2 separate regions of the Homo sapiens genome follow, and region 1 is linked to region 2. A link is a contact called in ENCODE Hi-C or POLR2A ChIA-PET data. All regions are on one chromosome and are shown on one strand. The core of a region is the stretch at or near the end of the contact, and the rest is flanking DNA. Distances in the headings are between cores, read along the strand shown.

Evidence for each region. Hi-C counts contacts between places; a loop is a spot of excess contacts on that map. ChIA-PET counts read pairs that join two places held with the same protein, here RNA polymerase II (POLR2A). Pooled maps may share reads with other maps.
Region 1: a map of sigmoid colon shows a loop between it and region 2 (2.1-fold over the local background). The contact joins two enhancer-like sites. A Hi-C loop is called at or near these places in 6 of 168 maps with a recorded cell type or tissue (CD8-positive, alpha-beta T cell, IMR-90, MCF 10A and 3 more), 1 of 37 single-sample maps with no recorded cell type and 9 of 50 pooled maps. POLR2A ChIA-PET finds 5 or more read pairs at or near these places in 6 of 52 experiments (CD4-positive, alpha-beta memory T cell, WTC11, activated CD4-positive, alpha-beta T cell and 2 more).

What each region holds. Positions count from the first base shown.
Region 1 is chr15:60,805,794-60,811,414 of GRCh38, forward strand. The region is part of intron 1 of RORA (RAR related orphan receptor A); the gene reads right to left. Among named protein-coding and RNA genes, the nearest start is that of RORA-AS4, 45 kb to the left of the region's middle. Within about 2 kb of position 3,743, at least 3 of the 41 ENCODE cell types and tissues checked have a DNase peak (open chromatin) inside an H3K27ac peak, as active enhancers do; they include CD8-positive, alpha-beta T cell, where a contact is called at or near this core.
Region 2 is chr15:60,582,059-60,588,076 of GRCh38, forward strand. All of the region lies in intron 2 of RORA (RAR related orphan receptor A), which reads right to left. The region is part of intron 3 of RORA-AS1 (RORA antisense RNA 1); the gene reads left to right. Among named protein-coding and RNA genes, the nearest start is that of RORA-AS2, 97 kb to the right of the region's middle. RefSeq lists an enhancer at 2,981-3,030. Within about 2 kb of position 2,038, at least 5 of the 41 ENCODE cell types and tissues checked have a DNase peak (open chromatin) inside an H3K27ac peak, as active enhancers do; they include CD8-positive, alpha-beta T cell, where a contact is called at or near this core.

The DNA.
Region 1 (5,621 bases), core at 2,493-4,992, 230 kb after region 2:
TGTCAGTTTCCAATTCTGCCAACTAAGAGGGTCATTTCAATGCCTTCCAAAGACCCTTTTATAGCTCTATAATATGGTATCTTTTCCTTTACACAATGTTCAATACCAAATTGGCAACACAAGTCACAGAAGTTTAAATCTCAGGTGTTCAGGAGCCTCTTCGGAGGACCAATTCTTCTCTCTGTCCCAGGAATCTGTAGGGGGTAGATTGGGCAGGCTTTGGGGCCTAGCAATGCTTTGTAAAGCCTCCCTCTTGATTGCTTGGCCAATCTGACTGCATCCCTCATAAGCATTTTAGGCAGTGACATGCTGCCTTGAAATTCTTCCTTTCAGTAGAAAAGTCAGATCTGTCAGGAGGAGAATAACTCCCTGCTTTTGATTTCTTGTTAAGAACCCAAGGCGGGAAAAAAATGCAAGGAGATTAAAAAAACAAAAACAAAAACTTTGGGGCAAAGGAAAATACATACTCTAGCAGCTGGCTGGCCAAGGTGCCCGAGTGAAAAGCACCCACAATTCTGCACACTCTGACTATAAGTTTTTCTCTGTATTAAGGTGTCTATAGCTCCACCCATGAACAGCAGCCACATGCAGACTAAATCAGGCCAGACCAGAATGGAATAGTTAAAACATCTCTTGCCATGCCTTCCGGAATGCCACTCTTTTAATATCGCAGAACTCTTATCAGTATTACTAACGGAAACTTCTAGATTGCCTGTACTGATTTCTCTCCCAGGGAGTTGCAGTGGTAATGAGAAAAATGGCAATGCCTGGGATCTATAAGACTTGGTAGTTTCATAAAGGACCTTATCTATACACTCTCTTTTGATTACCTGCAACAATGCTACAAAGTAGGCACTGTGGGTATTATTATTCCCATTTTACAGATGGAGAAACAACCAACATGCTGAGTGAGTTAAGGACCAGTAGGTTAGGAGTAGAGTTAGAACTGGAGTCATGGCTTTCTTGCTTCCCATCACATGCCCTCTCCCTTTTTGGAACACCTTTTATGGACAAAAAGGAGAAAAAGGCAGGCTTGAAGGTGTCAAAGGAAGAAAATTGGGCCAGTTTTCTTTGTAGTGAGGCTCCTGTCTATTTAGAAAAAGTCATTCAATGTACCTTAAGGTAAGAAAAACCATCTATGACAAACCCACAGCCAACATTATACTGAATGGGGAAAAGTTTAAAGCATTCCCCCTGAGAACTGAAACAAGACAAGGATGCCCACTTTTACCACTTCTATTCAACATAGTACTGGAAGTCCTAGTCAGAGCAATCAGAAAAGAGAAAGAAAGAAAGGGCATCCAAATCGGTAAAGAGGAAGTCAAACTGTTGCTGTTTGCTGATGATATGATCCTGTACCTAGAAAAACCTAAAGGTTCATCCAAAAAGCTTCTAGGTCTGATACATGAATTCACCAAAGTTTCAAGGTACAAAATTAATGTACACATATCAGTAGCCCTGCTATACACCAACAATGACCAAGCTGAGAATCAAATCAAGAACTCAACTACTTTCACAATAGCTGCAAACAAAACAAAACAAAACAAAACAAAAACTTAGGAATATACCTAACCAAGAAGGTGAAAGACCTCTACAAGAAAACTACAAAACACTGCTGAAAGAAATCATAGATGACACAAACAAATGAAAACATATCCCATGCTCATGGATGGGTAGAATCGACATTGTGAAAATGACCATACTGCCAAAAGCAAGCTACAAATTCAATGCAATTCTCATCAAAATATCACCATCATTCTTCACAGAACTAGAAAAAACAATCTTAAAATTCATATGGAGCCAAAAAAGAGCCCACATAGCCAAAGCAAGCCTAAGCAAAAAGAACAAATCTGGAGGCATCACATTATCTGACTTCAAACTATACTATACGGCCATAGTCACCAAAACAGCATGATCTTGGTATAAAAATAGGCACATAGACCAATGGAACAGAATAGAGAACCCAGAAATAAAGCCAAATACTTACAGCCAACTGATCTTCAACAAAGCAAACAAAAGCAGAAAGTGGAGAAAGTACACCCTGTTCAACAAATGGTGCTGGGATAATTGGCAAGCCACATGTAGGAGAATGAAACTGGATCCTCATCTTTCACCTTATACAAATATCCACTCAAGATGGATCAAAGACTTAAATCTAAGACCTGAAACCTAAAGATTCTAGAAGATAACATCAGAAAAACCCTTCTAGACATTGGCTTAGGCAAAGACTTCATGACCAAGAACCCAAAAGCAAATGCAACAAAAACAAAGATAAATAGACGGGACTTAATAAAATTAAAAAGCTTCTGCACAGCAAAATAAATAATCAGCAGAATTTACAGACAATCTACAGAGTGAGAGAAAATCTTCACAGTGTATACTTCTGACAAAGGACTAATATCCAGAATCTCAAACAAATGAGCAAGAAAAAAACAATCCCATCAAAAAGTGGGCTAAGGACATGAATAGACAATTCTCAAAAGAAGATACACAAATGGCCAACAAGCATATGGAAAAATGCTCATCATCACTAATTATCAGGAAAATGCAAATCAAAACCACAGTGGAATACCACTTCACTCCTGCAAGAATGGACATAATAAAAAAAATTTAAAAAATAGATGTTAGTGCTGATGTGGTGAAAAGGGAACACTTTTACAGTGCTGGTGGGAATGTAAACTAGTACAACCACTATGGAAAACTGGGTGGAGTTTTCTTAAAGAACTAAAGGTAGATCTACCATTTGATCCAGCAATCCTACCACTAGGTATCTACGCAGAGGAAAATAAGTCATTATATGAAAAAGATACTTGCACACACACGTTTATAGCGGCACATTTTACAATTGCAAAAATATGGAACCAGCCCAAATGCCCATCAATATATAAACATATATATGTTATATATATGTTTATAATATATAAAACATAATTTATATATATGTTTATAACATACATTATAAACATATATACAAATTTATGTGTATATATACACACACACACCATGGAATACTACTCAGCCACAAAAGGAATGAAATAATGGTGTTTGCAGCAACGTGGAAGGAATTGGTATTTGCAGCAACCTGGAAGGAATTGGAGATTATCATTCTAAGTGAAGTAACTCAGGAATGGAAAACCAAACATCGTATGTTCTCATTCATATGTGGCAGCTAAGCTATGAGGACACAAAGGCATAAGAATGACACATTGGACTTTGGAGACTCAGAGGAAATGTTGGGGGGTGGCGACGGATAAAAGACTACACACTGGGTACAGGGTACACTGCTCGGGTGATGGGTGCACCAAAATCTCAGAAATCACCACTAAAGAACTTACTCATGTAACCAAACGCCACTTGTTCCCCCAAAACCCATTGAAAAAATAAATTAAAAAATGTAAAAAGTCCTTCAGCTCTAAATTCTATAAATAAATATTCCACACATCCTAAAAATGGCCAGGTGGATATCAAACTTGAATTGGTAAATTGTGTGGTACCAGTGGCCTGAACTACAACAATTGACAGCAATGTGCACAGTTAATCCCAATTCTGTGTTTTTCAAAATTCATTTATTTAAAGTTGTACCTGCACGTTAAAGAGACAAATAATTCTACAAAGCTTTATAGAAAAACCAACAGTCCCTGCCCATATTTCTTATCGCCAAGGGCAACCACTTTCAACTTCTTTAGCTGATTCTTTTGATATTTACCTCCATATCTCGAAATAACAGGTTTATGTAACTACTTTTTGATGTTTCTGTTTTAGGCTTTATCTACTGACCTTCCACGACGGAAGATGAGGTTTTTGCTTTCTTTCAAGAACTCCCACCCCCACCACACACATGCACATTTCCTGTTCCCCATCCTGCCAATTGCAATTTATCACAGTTTTGGTTGGATCAATATTCTGTGCTTCTGGTTTTATGACAATGTAAATGCTATTCACCAATGGGGCATGTTATATACAATGAATATTCTCTCTTTTCTGTATAATATTATGTTTTTTTTTTCTGGCATTAATAATTAACTTTTTTGCTTGCTTAATTTTCTCTCTACTTATTTCTTATTCAACTCCAAACTCTCCAAATGTAAGTTTCAATGCATTCAGACAAATCAGGTGTTCTATCAGTTTCACCTTCTTGAAGCTATTTCCCCAGGATCCTGCTGACCTGCTCCAGTCTAGATTGTTTTGTTTCTGGGCTGCTGTAAGGCTGTTGTGTTGTGATTTCTCTTTCTCATGATCCTGGGGACTCTCTTCACTCTCTATTTTGTTGGCTTCCTTGTTTTTTAGAGCCTCCTGTCTTTCTTGGTTTATGCCCTCAAGTTTGATGGTGCATCTTTCAGTAGTCTCCTGAAAGAGTGTGTGTAAGCTAACATTTTGGAGACCACACATATCTAAAAATGTTTTTGTTCTAACCTCACATTAATTAATAGTTTGGTTAGATAGAGAATTCTACACTGGAAACAATTTTCCTTTGGGACTTTGAAAACCTTGCTTCATCACCCTCTGGTTTCCATGTTGCTGTTGAGACATCTAACATGGGTCTAATTCTTGATCTTTTATACAAAAGCTGCTATTTTTCTTTGGAAACCAAGGGCCTTCTTGTGTTTGGTGTTCTGAAATCTCATGATCCTGTCTTAGTGTAGATCTAACCTCACCCCTTACACTGGGCATTTGAGAGATTCAAGGAGAAACTTCAGTGTTGGGAAATTTTCCTGAATCACCTTTTGAATTATTTTACCCTTCCCATCCCCTGCTTATTTTTCTCTCGTTTTTTGCTTCTACTCTTCAATTTTTAATTTATTACAGCTCATTATTATTTTTGAGTATTCCTTTTTTTAGAACATTGTTCTTTGCTCATGAATGCAATATCTCTACTTATCTTTCTGTGTTTTTTAAAGTCAAGGGTATTCCACCCTTTCCCTCCAGTTTTTTTTTTTTCCTCCCTTCGTAGTTTCTGTTTCCTCTAACTTGCTGCTTTCTCTGTATCTCACATTATATGCTTTCCTTAAATGACTGGTAATTCTTGTTTATCTGCTCTAATTTAAGAGTGGGGCATTAAAAAGCTGAGTGTGATTTCTGGGTACACGAAAGGGGTTCATCCACTGTTAGAATAATGGATTAGGCCATTTCCTTGGGGAGCCACAATGCCAGCTTCTTTGGTCTTTTATTCCTCTTAGACTAGTCAGATACCACAGAGAAAATTCCAGTTGCTGCTTAGAGATAAACATCTGGCTGCTATTGTGTGGGAGACAAGTCCGAAAGAGAAAGCAGGGAGTCTTCAATTAAATACATGAACCTATGTCTTAACCCCACTGTTTGCACACTGTCCTGAGTCCAGAGACACTCAGTTTCACACTACCCAAAGGATAATTGTCTAGCTCAGGAGAGGGATGGTACCATTTCCTAGAGTGAATCTAGGATAAAATTGCTATTTCAACAGACTTTTCATCCAACTTATTTTTAGCCCATCGATTTCATTTTCAGAGATACCTGGTGCCATCAGTTCTTAAACCTGCATGGCACTGGGTTCTGTGATAATCTGGGTTTTCCCCCTTGCTGGCTTGGGATTCAGCTTTCCTGTATCTGATAAGTCAGTTATCTCTATTCCATCTGCTTTCCAG
Region 2 (6,018 bases), core at 788-3,287:
GGTTTTAAATCAACCATCAAAAACGGAAAAAGCTTTAGGCTACAATTTGATAAATAAGGTATGACTGTAATTTACTAGAACTAAATCTGGGCATATTTATTATTAATATTAATGAAAACTTGCTTGTTCTTAAATTTATTTAAATAGCATAAAGTAATTACCTCTTTCTGTCTTAAATTTTCACTTCCAAAAGGAACTGATTAGCTGATAGAAGGACCTATAGCAATTAAGGGTAGAGACAGGGAATAAGGAAAGTAGGAGGCATTTGTTTGCCTCTCCCAAGTCTCAAACAAGAAACTAGAGCATGTTTCTGTTTTAATAGAAACACTTTCATAGAACGGTAGAGATGGAAAAGATCTTGGTGACTACCAAGTCCAACCCTTTAACTTTAAAAACAGGGAAAGTGAACAACTGAGGTTTAACCTGACAATTATTGCATCGCAGATCTGGGACAATAACCCATATCTTCATCTTCCCCCACCCTATGTAGGGGGGTTTCCACTACTCAACATTGTTTTGCTACACTGCGGACAGGGTGACTCATGTACAAAGTGAGGGTGTTGGGCTTCAGAGGTTTCTCAACCAGAATTATCTGAGTTATCTTTAAAAATGTAGCAATACTTGAGCTCTACACCTTGGGACCAGTAAAATCAGAAATCTGTAAGAGCACAGCCTGGGCTTATATATCTTTTAAAAACTCTTTAGATAGATTAATACGCAGACCAGGTTGGGAGCAGATGACCTGTGAGGTCTATTGCAAAATGTTCACCATCAGTTGGGAAAATTTTTTGATTCAGTTCCCTGATGTTGACCCATGAGGCCATAAGCATTTCTAAACCATTATACTGTTTTTACATTGGCCTAGCTGTTGTTATTATCTGCATTTATCTAGTTCATTGATATGTTTACTTAAGTATTACCTACCTCTCCCACCAGAATGTACACTCACAGAGACCAGAGACTGACATGATCACTGCTGTCCCCTCGGCCGCCAGCATCACATCTGCCACAATAATGAGATAGATACTACACCAGCATTTTCAAAAGAAAAAGGGGGCTGGTGTCGCAGTGTGGAAGCAGGCAGGTAGTCCTTCTCCACACCAGCCAGAGGAAGTCTACTTTCATCTATCCCACCAGACTAGAATCTAAGCTGCACGAAGGCAGCATTTGGTCTCCCCTGTTTGGATGTCACCTCCAGAGCCTGGACACTGGCAGATACACACCAGATGCTCAGTGCCTGAGAAAGGCCATGTGCTAAACAGGAAGCACTGATCAGCTTCCAGGGCACTGAAACCTTTACTTTGTCGCTGAATAAAGCAACCTTGAAAAGACATCACTGTTTCCACTGAGTTGGCCTTGACTTCTGCAGTAAGACTCTTAGCCTGCTCCTGCTAAGTGGTCACAGTATTGGCAAGACCCAGCCCAGGCACACAGTGAAGGCTAAAATACATTGTGTCTATGTCACATGCAGAGGCTGGGGCTTCTGGACAAGGCTTTATGACGAAAAGGAGTACAGTATTTGAAAAGTCTCACAGCAGCCTCCAGCACCAAAACAGCCTCAGGGTTCTCTCCTGTTTGGGCCACTTGGGGTAAGAGATTTGAGGGAACAGTCTGCCCACTTGCTTCTGCATGCTGGTTGATAGCAAGGCCAAAGTTAACAGAAAAATATTTCAAGTGTGTTAATAACAATGCCAGAAATTGCTCACATCTGGCACCTCTTCCATGCTGAAGGGAGTGAACTAAAGAGAAGTGAATGGTTACCTTAATATAATTTACCTTTCTGAGATTCCCTTTCCTCGTGAGTAAGAGGAAAGGGTTAGCCCCGAGCAGTGGTTCCCAAACCTGTCTTATCCTCACAAGAGGATCTTTTACAAAAGAAGATTCCTTGGCCTCCCCTCCTAGGCTTTTGGAAGCAGGATCTGTGCAGGTGTTGCTGGAGAAAGGCATTTATTTTTTAAATGCTTCCCAGATGACTGTGAAGATCAATGACATTTGGGAACCACTAGAGGACTGGAGGACTCTGCGGTCCACCTGGCTCTGACAGGCTAGAACAGAGAGCTTCACAAAGTGAGGCCTAAGGACCAGTTGCATCAGAAACATCTGAGATGCTGTGTAAATACATGCCTTCGTGGGCCTCACCCCAGACTGACAGAATCAAACTCTGTGTGAGACCCAGGGATCCGCCTTCTTAAGACTCTCTGGAGTATGGGTTCTACTCTACAGTTTCAGAACCACTGTTTCAGGCAGGATTTTAGAGCTAACTTATGGCTTATGTGGAAGCAAATCATGTTCATCCATAAGTATAGGGTTTGACTTTATCCAGTTACATTAACATTTCATTGCATTGTTTGGCATGTCACAGAAATCTCCTTTGTTTTAAATGGCATGTAGCTTATAGCAAATGCAAATGTGTAAGTCCAACAGCCATAAAGCAGCCTTCTCTGACTAAGTGTGGCTGCCAACTTCTCAGTGCATTTTTTAAATGCTGATTCATGGCTTAAGACACTTGATTGGGAGGAAGGTGTCTCAGCTCCTATTATAAAAGCACAAAGGTGGTACCTGAATTACCTAGCACACAATAGGCACTTAAGTATTTGCTGAAACAAATTTATTTACTTATTTTCACCCACTGTTCTACAGAAGATTTGAAGTGAGATGAACAAATAAAAAGAAGGAGAAAAAAAACCTTTCCAACAACCGAAAAATGAAAATAACATTCTGTGAAAAAGAGAATACTTCTCATGTGGTGAAAAAAAATCACACTTCTGGGTGGCGCAGTTTGTAAAACGGTTGGCTTCAATAACTGATCTGAAACTTAACCACAAGTCTTCACTTCTGAACCACTGCCTTATTTCTATGATAGAAAGGTTTAAACAGCAGTTTTTCCTTGCTTTTTATTTTTTTTCTTCTTTTTCATGAAACGCTGCAATTTCATCTTTCTAATAGGAACACGTAAGCACTATTATCCTTTACAAGCCTGGTGATTATTTGTCATTATTATTACCCTGGTTATTCTAGCTCAGATCAGCTTTGACTTCTTCAGCAATGCAAAATTCATATAAACGTGCATTCTTATACCTCTGTGTAGCACCAGGAACAAATAACATTTAAGCAAATAGGAAGATCTATATTCATTCCTCAGATTCCGACACAGAAATCAGATTGTTTTACCATTGTTTCACACTTGTTATAACACCAAAATCCAAATCCACAATCCACTTGTATTATCTATTTATCCTAAAAAATATGCAAATGAATGCTTGTCGCTACCTCATGCAGAGTTTCTGACATATCCTCTATCTTATTTTTTAGGCAAACTGTATATACTTAAGTGAACCAAATGATCTAACCATAAATCTTCAGAAACCAAGGGGTTAATAGTTTTTTTCATCCATGTTTAAAATTGTTTTATTACCCCCCAAAAGCTACTGTAGTTTACTTTTTTACTAAATGTTTATCATTTTTGAAAAAGAAAAGCTCTAGATTTAAAAAGGGGAAACGCTGAATTTAGCTCATCAAATGACGACCTCTTTTTAAAAGATATTCAAGGGTTGGGAATTAGAATGGAGTTTGAAACTTAAAAAAATACGAGGATTACTAAAAATGTCATAACAATTGTTGACTCACAAACCAAATTTCACTTAAATTTAATATTGAGCCAAACAGCAAATAAATCAGCTTTAAGTTAAAAATTTTTTTTCCTTTACTTCCTGCCAAGCAAACTTTTAAAATTCAGTATCCCTTCCACAGTTACATTTCTGATAACCATGAAGAACAACGAGTTAAACTTTTGAATCTGGAATAGAAATGTCTCATTCCAATTAAGAAAATAACTACAACCTTTGACCTTCCCACTAGCCTGATGGGAAATTCACTGGCACCATTATGGGTTTAGCCGTCCATGTGCAAGTAACCACTAGAGGGCAGCCTTATCTCATATCTGACATGCGGCAGAAAAATACCTGAAATGCTTCTAATGTTCCTTTAATTATTTTTGTAGTATCTTTGATTTTCCTGGATACTTAATAATCAACTTCAAATGGAACTAAAAGTATTCCTAAACAGTTCAAAAGTCCACTTTCACAAACAATGATATCACAAAGACTGGTGGTGAGAGGTGCTAGAGATACAGCTAGCTGATGTTATCTTTAAAATTTTAAAACAAAAGTTTTTCATCTTTAAGTCATGGCTGCCTCTTTACTATGTGCTGGGTTAAGTGCCAAGTCAATTATATCACAACTGGCACTTGGGGTCCATCTTTGGCATTAAAATTTCAAGTGGTTCTAGGCAAACTGAAGTGTGTTTGAGGAAGAAACTGACCAAGATTGTGGGAAGGCAGAACCACACTTACAGCAAAAAGGACTGGAGAGGGACAGCAGATATTACGTATTAGAGGGGTGTGTGTGTGTGTGTGCGTGTGCATGTGTGTGTTACAGTACTAGTCTTCAAATGACTTACAGTCTTTCATTTGAAAGATGGATTAAATGTGTTCTGCACAGCCCCAAAGGAAAGGATCAGAATTAAGGGATTAAAAGTACAAAGGAGAGAGTTATGCTTGATATAAAAAGACTTTTCTAATTCAAGATGGAGTAACCTACCTTTAAAGATAGTGAGTTCCCCATCGTTGGAGGTGTTCCAGCATAACCAGATAACTACTTGGCAGAAATATTGTGGGCAGGGTCCAAATCCCAGTGAGACATTCATCTGAGTGACTTTAAAGGTTTCGTCTGAGACTGAAATAATCCTTATTTGCTTTCAGACAAACACACCTTAATCCAGCAGTCATTAAGGCCATTCCCCACTAAGTGAGAAATGAGATTTTTCAGATCTACTTGAAAACTTTTAGACTTCACGTGATTTTCTAAAAGACAAACGATTTCTCAAGAATAGATCTACAATCATGCCCCTAAGCTGTCATGAAAACAAACACGACAGCACTCACAAGCACGAGAATTCGTAAGCTTTATACTACACAAAGTCATATTAAAATTAGAAGATGCATTTGTGAATGTTCCCTTTGCCTAAGGATAAGTGGAACATATAGATATATCTCTCAATTCTATCATAATGGCGATTGGTTACACAGGTTAGCTGTACTTCATGGTATTCTGTATTCTTGGGGAAAATAATGCTTATATTTCACTCATATCCTCTTAAAACAAGCAGACTTAATGAAAATCATGGTTGAAGAGAGCTAATGATAAGCAAATAAGAATAACCCCATTTGTACCAAACTGATTTTATTAAATAGTAATTTAAAGATATTAGGCTCAGCAAAGCATTACATAATTGGATCTATTTTTTTCCCATATAAATGCCAGAGTTATAATTTCCACTAACTAGAGACAAAGTTATATCCAGGACGTTTTTCACAGCTTCCTCCAGGGGAGGCATGAAGATAGAAATTAGGGTTGTAGTTCTTGTTTCACGTTATCAGATGGAAAAGCTAGGCTATAACGCAACCTCTGTGAGCCTCAGTTTCTTCATCAGTCACTGATGGGACTATCAGTGACTCTCTATGGAGGATTAAATGATGTAAGAGTGTTTGTAAACCATAAAGCACAAAATAAATATAGATTAGCATCATCTCCCTATTTGTTTATGAAATGCCTAGTAAACTTCAGAAGCAGTAACATTTTAAAAAATGAAATAACTGGAAAACCTAGGGAATAATCTTGACATTATTTTTTATACCCACAGGAGCAAAGATTTTTAAAGTTATCGTATTATCTCCTGAAAATATGATGAGGGCTAACAAATTTCATTCCAAAAAGAAAATCCAGAAACAAAAGATTTCAGCTGCTTCCTTGCATTTTGCCCATTGGATAGTATATGCTATTATCCATCTATTTAGACCTCCTATCTCTTGACAATTAACAGAAAAATCATGTTCTATCATGTCACACAAAATACTGACGGATAGAAAAAGCTCTGACTACGACTCTCTCAGTTCATGAATCAAAAGGTTGGGATGGAAGGGAGTTATCTTCAGTAGAATAGCTAGATGGGGGAGACAGA